4 separate regions of the Homo sapiens genome follow, and regions 1, 2 and 3 are each linked to region 4. A link is a contact called in ENCODE Hi-C or POLR2A ChIA-PET data. All regions are on one chromosome and are shown on one strand. The core of a region is the stretch at or near the end of the contact, and the rest is flanking DNA. Distances in the headings are between cores, read along the strand shown.

Region 1 (2,700 bases), core at 87-2,586, 750 kb after region 4:
CCCAGCAAGGAGCCTTCCATGAGATTTTAGGCCTTTTGGCTCTAGGTTCAGTTCTTTTCAATGCTCACTGAGGTACCACTCTCGTGTCAGCCCAATTGGAATAATGAAGAAAAGAAATTTTCTGTCCCACATCCATCCCCCTATCTATCTCCCTGAGCTCACAGGCTCAGGAGGAGCAAGAGGGCATCTTCCACACCTCAGGACGTGGGAAACCTGTGTTTCTGTTAAGAGAGGAGGGCCTAGCCCCCAGAGGCCCCAGTCCTGGTGATGACCCAAGCCCGGCTCACCTACAGGAAGCCCTAAGACATGGTCCGGCGAAGGCAGTCCAAAGCGGAACCTCCGGGTGTTGTGGCTGATTTTCTGATAAAACAAAACATAGGCAGGTTCTGTCAGCTTTCTAGAAGCCTTGCTGGGCAGCTGAGATGCCTGGGAAAGGAGGTCCGTTTGGCGCTATTCCAGCACACACACACACACACACAGGGCGGCGGGGAGTGAACTGGAGGCCATGAGATGACTGTCTGGATGCCCTGCCATCCCAGCCATCATCCACTTACTGCCTTCCACCCACAGGGCTGACCCATTACCTCTTTCTCAATCAAGGGCAGCGGGTACTTGGCTTCAGGGTCCTGTAAGGTGATTGGCTCTCTCCTCCTGGAGTTCATGCTCTTCAGGACCAACACGAGCACAGTGACCCCAGTGACGGTGATGGTCAGGAGCAGGGACGGGTCCTGGCAGACACAATGTGAACAGAGCACCTCAGGTCTTGCCCGCCCTGGACAGGGCAGCTCTCAGGCGCAGAACACCCTCCCCACACCAAAGGCACAGGAGCTGAGCTCTGCCTGCAGGAAATAGGCAAAGAGAACAGTAGTGACACAGAAGGCGGCTGGGAGAGCCTGTCGTGGACCAGAGGGTAGGGAGGGGTCAGCTGCAGGTCACACAGGAAGGATGTTTCAGGCCCCTGGAGCAGGCAGCACACATGGCCTGGGGTGCTCAGGTCACTAGGCCCCTCCTGGCTACAGCCAAAGGTTCATACACTGGAAGTCCCTTCCTTGAGGTGAAGGGGGAGGACATCACCCCTAACACACAATCCGGAATGAGGGGCCCAGTCCCTAAAGACAGAACTAGGGTGCGTAGCTCTAAGAGGTGCCCCGTGACTTAGGGCCTGGGGACTCCCCAACAGTCTCCTGGACAGGGCGAAGGGGGCCTGGGCACTCAACTGCCAGAGACTCGGGAGCCTCCCCGCATCTGTCCCTACCCTACAAGGCCGCCCTGCTCCTCTCCCAACTCAAGCCCGACAGGGAAAGTTGCCTCTCCTCCCGCCGGGTCACTGGAGTCTCAGCCTTCCGGAATCCGAGCCGGCCCGCCCCACTCCCCGCCCTTCGCGGTCCCGCCCACGACCTCTCCCCACGCCTCCCGCTCCGGCCCCCAACCTCCCGGTCGGACGTTCGTTCCCGGCTCTAGCCGGCCTCCGCGCCTCTGGCCTCTTTCCTTCCGGCCGTCCCGACGGAGATATTTCTTCAATACTCCATAAATACACCCCGCCGCGGAACCCACCCGGAGTGAGACGCCCAACACGTCGTCGAACTGGGGTTGGCCGGGGGCCGCTCCCCGCCGCGGGCCCGCAGACTCGTGGCGTCGCCCCGCAGCTCCGCCTGGCCGACGGGGAACCGGCCGAGACCCGGACACGCACGCCCGGGAGGACAAAAGCGCGGGCGGACCCCGCAGGCTGGGACCCCGGCGGCTGGCCCGCTCCCCGAGAAGGGCCGTGGTCGGGGGGCTCTCACTCACGAGCCGCTGGCTCTGGGTCAGCCCTGCCCCCAGGGCAGCGCTCCATCATGAGGCTGGCGGGGCGCTGAGCCGTGGCGTCCTCGCTCCTGCGCTGCCCCTCTGCATCCTGGCCCCTTCCCTGCACACGCAGAGCTGCCACACTGAGCGCCCCTCAGCTTACTTAAGCTCGGCAAGGCTGGAGAAGGCCGTCTGGGTGACCGGGCGGAGGGGGATGCTGGGGAAGGAAGAATTCAGGCAGCTGCAAAGAGCGCGCGAATATATTCATTCGACATACCTCATGGGCGCCTACCCTGGGCCTGGTCCGGGGCGGGTGTTTGCGGGGTGGGGCCGAAGCAGGGGCGTCGCCGAGTTGAAGACGTGTACTCCGAGCGCTCCTGCGTTCATTCATTCGCTGGGTGGAGAGAGGAAGGACAAGAGCCCCGCGCCGATCGGAGGGGAGCAGAATAGTAGGCACAGTTAGAGGGTCTTCACGGTGCGTTTCGGAACCTTGGCTGCCCGGCTCGCCCTTGATTACAGGCAAAGGCAAATTCTTGCCTCAGGACCTGTGTGAAACAGAGAAGCCCAGAAGCAGATCCCCACCTGTTTGACTCTGCTAGGGCTGCTGTAACAAAGTGCCGCAGACTGAGCGGCTTAAACAACAAAAATTTATTGTCTCGCAGGTCTGGGGGCTGGAAGTCCAAAATCAAGGTGTGGGCAGAGTGGGTTCCTTCTGAGGGCTGTGAGGGAAGGATCTGTTCCATGCCTCTCCTAGGTTTGTAGGAGAGGGGCTAGGAGAAGGGGCATCTTCTTCCTATGTCTCCACATTTTCATCCCTCTGTGTGTGTCCCTGTGTCCAAATTTCCCCTTTTATGAAGACACCAGTCATATTCAATTAGGGTCCATCCTAATGACCTTGTTTTAACTTGATTACCT
Region 2 (2,709 bases), core at 62-2,561, 610 kb after region 4:
AGCATGGAGAGGCACTTACTACTGATCCTGCCAACCTTGGGACCAGGAGAGGATGGTGGACCCAGCTAGCTAGTGGAGGAAGCCTGACTGGCCTCGTCCAAAGGCTCAGCTCCAGGCCGAGCTGTTTACTTGTAGTCAGGCTCTCTGGCAGCAGTAGTTTCTGTGCAGTGTCTTCATCTGGCTCCCGTGTGGCCCTCGGAACTCCAGTGAACACAGAGCTGCTAATACCCTCCAGCCCAGGCCTTCGGGGGAAGCCTCCTTCTCCTCTGATGGAGGCAGAGGCCAGGCTGTTGTTGACAGTGCACACAGGCCTGTCTTTAAAGAAATTCTTTGGTCTTCTACTGACTTAACTTTTTTTATTGCAAGGGGAAAAGCATTGCATTGAATCAAAATTAAACTGTTCAACAAATGTTGAAATGAAGGCTCAAATTACAGAATACATTTTGATTAATTCAATTAGTGTTTACCTCCAGCCTGCCAAATTCTGGGGCCTATTCCTCAGCAGGCAGCCAGGGAGGCTCGTAGGAGGGAGTTGGCTATAGGCAAAAGTTACGCACGCTCCAGCTAATAGAGAAAACTTACCAATTCATATCTGTTTTTTTTTGTTGTTGTTGCTTAGCATTCTAAAATAATGGAATAGGGAGAAGTGCCTGGTTTTATTATCTATTAGGGGAAGTGACATCCTTTTTTCTCATTGGTCCTTCAGGAATACAATTGCATCCATCAGTTATGTCTCTCACTCATGCCAGGCCCAAGCGTAAGTTCCCCTTATGGTAGAGACGCTTTCACCTCTGAATATCTGGCTGTAAGAGAGAAGGGACCCCAGGTGTGGAGAAAGTTCGATGAGAGAGGCTGTCATGGATAGCCCCCAATCCTTCTTTCAGAGTGCTGGCCAAGGTTACATGCCCAGCCTCCCTTCACTTTCCACTCAGGTACACAAACACTTAACATTTTGTGTCAACAAACATTTACTGAAGGTCCTGTGCCAGGTTCTTTGCTGGGCTCTGAGGATAGAAAGGTGAATGGAGCATACTCCTTGCTCTCTAGCAGTTAATCTAGACAGGGAGGCAGACACATTGAGAAATAATACAAATTATTATCATCTTCATAAATAATATAGACAGCTCTGACGATAAAGGTGTGTACCAGATATGACAGGAGCAGAGCTGAGGCATCCAGCACCTTCAGGGATGAGGGGTAATGGTGTTAGGAAAGGTTTTCTGGCAGTGGTCATTTGGATAAGGCCTTAGCATGGGTGGGATTTGAAAGTAGAGATGGAGAAAAGCACCCACGTAGAGGAAGTACAGAAAATGGGGTATTTCTGTATGCGAGGGTAGGACGTGGTCCAGTGAAGCTGGAACTCAGAGTGGTGAGGACTATAGCGGGGAAGGTTAACTGTATTAGAGGACTTTGGCAGAGCTGCAAAATGCAGCTTCTCTCCTGAAAGCACTGTGAAGCCGAGGAATGTTTGAGAGCAGAGGAGCATGTCATGAGCTCCATGGAACATGTCTTGCCTGCACAGGGAAAGAAAGACAGATTGCAGGGAAGTTGGCTAGAGGTAGAAAGCCCAGAGGAAGCAGCTTTTGCAATCTGGCTGAGAGATGATGAGGTTCTAAACTGTGGTGAGGTGAGAGGTAAGGAGAGTTTGGTGGAATGTTAGGACCTATTCAGGGAGTTTGAATGGCACTGTAGAAAGAGCACCAAATGAGTCATCAGGAACTTAGGTTCAAATCTCAGTTCTGCTGGAAGGGAAAGTAGAATTCTCTGCCCCCTGCCCTGAAAAGTCCACATCCCCAGGTGGTGGTTTGGTTTTTTGTGTTAGCCTGTTACTATAAAAAGAATTCAAATGTACACAGAAATAGAAATAGTAAAATGCATCCTCTTACCCATCATTTAGCTTAACCTCTTGCTTGTATTATTTTTTAGGGGGGCAATTTTTGAGATGAAGCTTTTTGGAAATATTCACTTTGAGGTTGCATTTGAAGCATTTCTCTGAATCTGTTTATGATCTGGTTGAGGCAATGAAATAATTTCACGTCCATTTGTTCCTCCCTGGAGGTAAATTGTGTGTATGCATGTGTGTTCTTTGCTGTAAGAAGGAAAATGAGGGTAGCTTCCCTTGAAGGGTAAGTTCTGGGGCTGAGGAGGCACATTGCCAACCGGGTCCTGTCAGGGGCATGAGGCTCTCTGTCTGCTGTGGGGGCAGGTGTGGTGTGGACAGGGGAGAGAATGGAGGTAAGGACTACCACAGGTCAGACACCCTTATCCATTCACTGGGAGGGGCTTGTTGCCCAGAGCTTAATTCACACTGACCAACCTGACAAGGCTGGTCCATAAGCCAGACACCAATTTAATTTACTCTGGCAGGCATTGTGCAGTGGCCACAACGCAAATGCCTGCTTTCCCAGACCGCCTTCCTGGCCTTACCCCACCTGGCAAAATGAATTACAGCATCATCCGCAGGTTGCTGGGGAGCCATGCTCTCAAATAGAAGGCACCATGTGCATTGCAGGTGCATCACTACAGGCCCTGATGGGACCTCATAGGCTCTTTCTGGTGCAGGCCACTTCCTTTGCCAAGGTGGCTCTAGGGAGAGGGGAGGATGGGCTGAGCTGCACATGCTCAGTTCCTTCTTTCATTTCCACCATCAGATACTGAGCTGTTTCCCAGGGGAGGAAATCCTGGAAAGAGAGGAAGTTAGTATCCTCC
Region 3 (2,748 bases), core at 249-2,748, 690 kb before region 4:
AAGAAGCAATGAGAATATACCACAGGATATAGGAGTTGGCTCTGAAGCTAAGACTCTGGAAAAGAATGGGGACTGAGGCTGTCTAATTCTCAGGAAATGGTCTCTCCCTGTCCACTGTAGAGTTAAGGAAAGACTTAACTCTTTCTGAGTCTGGAAAGAATAGGATGTCCCAACCCCATGGCTGACTAGCAGTAGAGAGGAAAATTTAGTAGTGTGAAAGTGGCCATTATCACTGAATGCCAAACCAACTTTCCAGAATTTCACGTGCATTTGGGTTGGTGGGGAGAAGAGGACCTAAAAGAATGCTAGTAAGATGAACCCAACTACAGGGTGTGGAGAGGAAGAGATAAATTTTCAGGTGGCTAAAATGTTCAGTATCTTGAGACTGATGATGATTTCACAGATGTGTACACATGTCAAAACTCATCAAACACACATTTTAAATATAATATAAACTAGCTTTTTAAAAAATTCAACTGTAAGAAAGGAGAGTAAGGCCATCCTGTTTGGGATCCTAAATATAGTACTGTATAGGGCAAACCATATGACCTCCATAAAAGTAGAATTAGCAACTGAATATGGTCAATCCAATCAAAGACCCACAGTTAAGCACAGGTAAGGAGCAACAGTGGAATAAGGTTGTCCAGAAGCAAGTAGAGAGAAAACACAAGCTGTCACAGCGCAAAACCCTTCATGAGAGGGCCCATCTTCAACTATGCAGTCCAGAGAAGGAACTCGAAGGAACTGAAGTTTCTGTGATTACTCTGTTGAAGTCTGAGCCTCAAATATGACTTTCATTACCATAGTACTATTGCCTATGACACCTTCATTTTCTCGTCCTCCAGAATATGGAAAGTCCATGGGAGCAGAGGAGTCAGGTGCACAACACTTCCATCTAAGCTGCCCTACTTTGTCTAAAACTATTGCTCTCACTGGACAGGGCAGTCCATCGAAGGAGGCCTCAGAACCAACCTCTCACCTTTATCCAAGTCTCACAAGCCCTAATTCCCTCCTCCCATGCCTCGCCTTCAACTCCCTCACCAATTTGCCGCCACCCCGCAGGCTCCCACCTGCGCCTTTTACTCTCTCTCTCCTCGCGCAGGCCTTACCCCTCACTCTAGTCCCAGGGTATCCTTCACACCAGCCCTCAGTAGCCCCAGCCCTAGTAAACCGCGTTCAGGAGTCCCTTCAACTTGGCACCTCCGAAAGCACCCAGCCTCTCACAGCCCCTCATTTGTCCACTCACCTGTAAGCTCTCACCCTCCTTCCCTATCTTAGACACTCACACCCGGACCCTCACCACCTGCCAACCCCTCACAACCAGTACAGTAACCAAACCCGTCACCGTCTTTTCCCAGTCTCTCATCCCCACAAACGACTCTCCAGGCCCTCTGGCCCATGCGTACCGTTCACTCACGGAACGCCGAACCTGGCCGGGCCCGGTTGCTGCTGCGGTGTTAGGTGAGTTCAGGCCGCCGCCATCGCTTCTCAAGCGCACCAGCCGCGCCCCGCCCCGCGCCACACGCAGCCCGCGCCCCCGCGCACCACACGCAACCGCCCGGCGTCGCACGACTGGGCAATGGCGTGCCAGCTCATTGGCTGAGCCGGACCAAACCCGAGCAAGGACGCTTGTTTCCTGGCAACGGCTAAACGCAAGGGCGGGGTCGCCGACGGCTATCCGAGGGAGGAGCACCGCCTCTCCTCTTGGTTCCGTCCCTTCGTACGTAAACCCCGCCCCTCAGAAGGACTCCGGCGTGTCATAGGCGAAGGCCTCTGGGAAGGTGGAGGCCGGCAGGGCGGAGGCGGAGCCCGGGAAGGAAAGGTGGAACCAGAGGGCAGAAGGCGGGACCTAAGGAGAGGCGATTTTTACAGGCAGGGAAAGATCAGAAGGGCGGGGCTTGGGAGAGATGGAGCCGGAAGAAAGACGAGCGAGAAAGGGGTGGGGCCATGGATTCCAGGAGACGCTTGGAGTGGAAGAGTGGGTGTGGAGGGGCGAGGCTATCACGAAAAGAGAGGAGGAATCAGTAGGTGGGCCGGGCCTGCGGAAAAGTGGAGCCCTAGAGAGGGCTGACTGCGGGCACTCTAGTTCATTTTGCTCCATCGTCGTGCATAGCTTGGTCTCTACTTTAGTACCCCAGCGGTGACTGCCCCTGGCTCCCCCAACACCGCTGTGCTGTGCTGCTCCGTCACCCCTTGAGCACTTAGTCAAGGAACACGGAATAAGTGCCTGCATGCCCAGCTGGATTCCGGATCAATTAGAACCGGCCTCTGCTCTCCAGGACCTCAGAGAATTGCAGCGTAGTGTAATAAGTACATTACTACGGGGGCCACCTAGGAGCAGCACTTAGCATGATTTGCATGTATAGAGGATGAGAGGAAGGTACGGTGAAGGAGCTTAGGGAAGACTTCCGGGAGGTGACGGTGTCTAAGCCGAGTCTTGGGAAACAAGCAAGAGTAAGATAAACTAAAATAGAAAAATAGAAGTTTCAGATAAGGCATGTAGTTTTAAAAGTACTTTACCGGCTGGGCGCGGTGGCTCACGCCTGTAATCCCAGCACTTTGAGAGGCCGAGGCGGGCGGATCACGAGGTCAAGAGTTCGAGACCAGCCTGACCAACATAGTGAAACCCCGTCCCTACTACAAATACAAAAATTAACTGGGCGTAGTGGCGCGCGCCTGTAATCCCAGCTGCTTGGGAGGCTGGGGCAGGAGAATCGCTTGAACCCGGGAGGCGGAGGTTGCAGTTAG
Region 4 (2,700 bases), core at 90-2,589:
TGGGAGAATCACTTGAGCTCAGGGAGGTCCAGGCTGCAGTGAGCTGTCACACCACTGTACTCCAGCCTGGCAGCCTGGGTGACAGAGTGAGACCCAGTCAAAAAAAGAAGAAAGAAAGAAAAGAAGCAAGCAAGCAAGAGAGAAAAAGAAAGAAAGAAAGAAAGAAAGAAGAAAGAAAGGAAAGAAAGAAAGAGAAAGAAAGAAAAGAAAAGAAAAAAGCAAAGAAAATAAGAAATCTGAATAAAGTATTGTGGACTTAATGTATCAATGTTATTTTATTTTTTATTTTTATATTTTATTTTTATTTTCTTAGTTGTAACAAATATACCATAATAATTTAAGAGGGTAATAACAGGGAAAACTAGTTGTGGAGTAGAAGGTAACTCTGTATATTACCTTCTCAATTTTTCCAAAACTGTAAATCCAAAACTGCTCTAAAAAATAAGGTCTATTTAAAAAGAAATAAAAGAAACTATATGGTGTGTCCTTGTTTTTTTGTGTCACTAGCTGTTCAAAGTTGCCATCTTGTTTTACCTTAGTCCACTCCTGGCCTAGATATAAAGCTCTCTCTGGTTTAAGTTCTTTCACTCTGCTCCTACAGCACTGTCCACATGCCTCTAGGCAAGCACTAATCATATTATCATGTACTTAATGCCACCAAGCATTCTCTCCTTTGTGACACACACATCCCTTCCCTCTGTGTCTCCACACCCACCAGATTTCCTCCTACCTCTCAGGCTGATCCTCCTCTCTCTTTTTTGCAGGTCCGCCTTCCTGACTCAACCAATGGTGTTGGTGTTCCCTGGGCCAATTCCAGCCCATTTCCTTCTATTTTCTCTCTTCCTCTCTGTCCCTTTCTCTGCAGTCCTATTCCAATGGATAGCATCAATCACCATCTACCCAGATTGACCCAAATTTTACAGGTCTAGCCCCAGACATCTCTAAATTCCCAAATGCCTACATCCAAATGCCTAATTGACAATGCTTCTCAGATGCCACAAAGTACCTCAGTCTTAACAAGCCAAAACTGAACAACGAACTGCAAGCCCTCTCACTTCCATACAAAACTGAATGAATGAATCTGTGAACCAATAAACCAATAAAGACCATGTAAGAGACAATGTCTTGTCGAAATTGTCATTGTTTTTTGATTCCAGACAAATGGGGTGTGGGGAACAGAAAGGCGATTTGGACTAGTTTCCCCGGACGGGATGAGGCAGCGCCGGAAGTATGACGCTCATTTCTTTAAGCCACTAGAAGCTCACCGTGAGTCCATTCACAGGGCCAGAGTTCCAAGTGTGCGGCGTGGGCGGGGCCTGCAGAAAGGGACGGGGCCTGCAGAAAGGGACGGGGCTGGCAAAGGCCTGGTCTACCTCACCGATCCGGGTCGCGGGGGCTCCTAGGGGGTTCCTTCCACAGCTGGTGCGCGTGCGCAAGAGTGCGTCGAGGTTGTTCCGCGGCAATTTATGAAACTCGGAGCCGGCAGTGAGTTGAGGGTTCGGCGAGGTCAGGGATTCCTAGTTGCAGCGTGATTACCAACGCCAGCTCCCTTCACTGTCCAAGACAGCGATTCCGCGGCTCCTCTGAGAACTGGCGCTTGTGAGTGACTGAACGGGCCACTGGAGAGGAGCGGTGCTCACGGGTATCGTTCTCGTCAGCGGGCGGTGGGGACGCGGGGTCTTGGAATTGGGAATCACGCTTGAGGGCGTCCATGCGGAACGTGCAGCTTACCTCAGCTTGCTTGCAGTTACCCAGTTTCCACGCTGCCCTCCAAGGTCTGTGCCGGAAAACCTGGAGGAGGGCGCGAGCTGACGGGAGGGATGGAAACGTGGGCTGCGGAAGTAAGACAAGCGTTGAGAGCAGCGACAGAGGGCGAGGGGGTGGGCGGCGGGACGGCTGGGGTCAGGATCCAGCTCCGCTAAAGCAAGGATTTAACCACACTCCTGTCGCCTCTTCCACTCTGCAATAGGGGCAGTCTCCAGACGCGCAGAGTGGTTAGTATGTTATGATCAGCTGGTTTGGGAATGGCTGGTATTGATGCCTCATGGAAAAACCAAGCGTGACTGGATCAATCAACTGGGAAAGACAATGGAGTTTTAATTAATTCATATTGCCTTGTTTTCCCAGTCATTCCTGGCCACCTCCCTAAAAGATTAAAACCTCCAAGTATCGTACTTATTTTAAAATAATTCTTTCTCCATTTAACATAAATGACTTCTATTCAGTCACTTATTTGCAAACTGTTTTCTGTTCCTCTTTATCTAAGCTACTCTCGCCAGGTGGTTCTTACCTCAAGCAGCTGTCCTACCTACAACCTGTTTGATTAGAAATAACCCTCTTCACAGACAGTACCTTTTTTCCATAATTAGCAGCTGTTCGAGTTCCTTGCGGCCATAAAACCGTAGAACTGGTGCCACCTGGTTATATTAGTCTAACCATCCACTACAACTTCAGGTCCCTCCGTCACAGTGGTACTGGCTCCGTGTCTTAATCCTGAATCCCACCTTTATATCAGAGGCATCTATTCAGTACTTTAGAGTTTAACTGTTATATTTCCTGGCTTTGTATATTCCAGTGTTCATCATTTGCCACTTAAGCTACTTGCAGTCACGTCACACCTTGGATCTCTATCATCAAAACTATTCCACCTCGGAAATCTTACCTAAATGCAGCATGCCATCCTGAACGTCTCTCCCTGTC

The links. A loop is a pair of places that touch in the nucleus more often than their neighbours do. ChIA-PET counts read pairs that join two places held with the same protein, here RNA polymerase II (POLR2A). Pooled maps may share reads with other maps.
Region 1: a loop to region 4 is called in a map with no recorded cell type, with 6 times the contacts of the local background. The contact joins the promoter of CYB5R2 here to the promoter of ZNF215 in region 4. A Hi-C loop is called at or near these places in 7 of 37 single-sample maps with no recorded cell type and 6 of 50 pooled maps. POLR2A ChIA-PET finds 5 or more read pairs at or near these places in 1 of 52 experiments (H1).
Region 2: a loop to region 4 is called in a pooled map, with 3 times the contacts of the local background. The contact joins the enhancer-like site here to the promoter of ZNF215 in region 4. A Hi-C loop is called at or near these places in 6 of 37 single-sample maps with no recorded cell type and 2 of 50 pooled maps. POLR2A ChIA-PET finds 5 or more read pairs at or near these places in 1 of 52 experiments (HEK293).
Region 3: a map of OCI-LY7 shows a loop between it and region 4 (3-fold over the local background). The contact joins the promoter of FHIP1B here to the promoter of ZNF215 in region 4. A Hi-C loop is called at or near these places in 1 of 168 maps with a recorded cell type or tissue (OCI-LY7), 7 of 37 single-sample maps with no recorded cell type and 9 of 50 pooled maps. POLR2A ChIA-PET finds 5 or more read pairs at or near these places in 1 of 52 experiments (activated T-cell).

Annotation. Positions count from the first base shown.
Region 1 is chr11:7,672,164-7,674,863 of GRCh38, forward strand. It overlaps CYB5R2 (cytochrome b5 reductase 2), which reads right to left and starts at 1,337. Exons shown (of 9, transcript NM_016229.5): 1 at 1,256-1,337; 2 at 585-728; 3 at 288-360. The coding sequence starts at 662. RefSeq lists enhancers at 950-999, 1,020-1,119 and a silencer at 1,640-1,849.
Region 2 is chr11:7,532,439-7,535,147 of GRCh38, forward strand. All of the region lies in intron 1 of PPFIBP2 (PPFIB scaffold protein 2), which reads left to right. All of the region lies in intron 1 of LOC124902806 (leucine-rich repeat extensin-like protein 5), which reads right to left. Among named protein-coding and RNA genes, the nearest start is that of PPFIBP2, 20 kb to the left of the region's middle. Within about 2 kb of position 1,312, at least 4 of the 41 ENCODE cell types and tissues checked have a DNase peak (open chromatin) inside an H3K27ac peak, as active enhancers do.
Region 3 is chr11:6,233,138-6,235,885 of GRCh38, forward strand. FHIP1B (FHF complex subunit HOOK interacting protein 1B) reads right to left here and starts at 1,499. Exons shown (of 12, transcript NM_001098794.2): 1 at 1,407-1,499. It also overlaps a transcript of CNGA4 not described here. RefSeq lists silencers at 1,174-1,223, 1,404-1,703 and enhancers at 1,746-2,436, 1,834-1,913.
Region 4 is chr11:6,925,087-6,927,786 of GRCh38, forward strand. It overlaps ZNF215 (zinc finger protein 215), which reads left to right and starts at 1,340. Exons shown (of 7, transcript NM_013250.4): 1 at 1,340-1,599; 2 at 2,576-2,700. It overlaps LOC107984019 (a long non-coding RNA gene), which reads right to left. Exons shown (of 4, transcript XR_001748112.3): 2 at 731-2,076.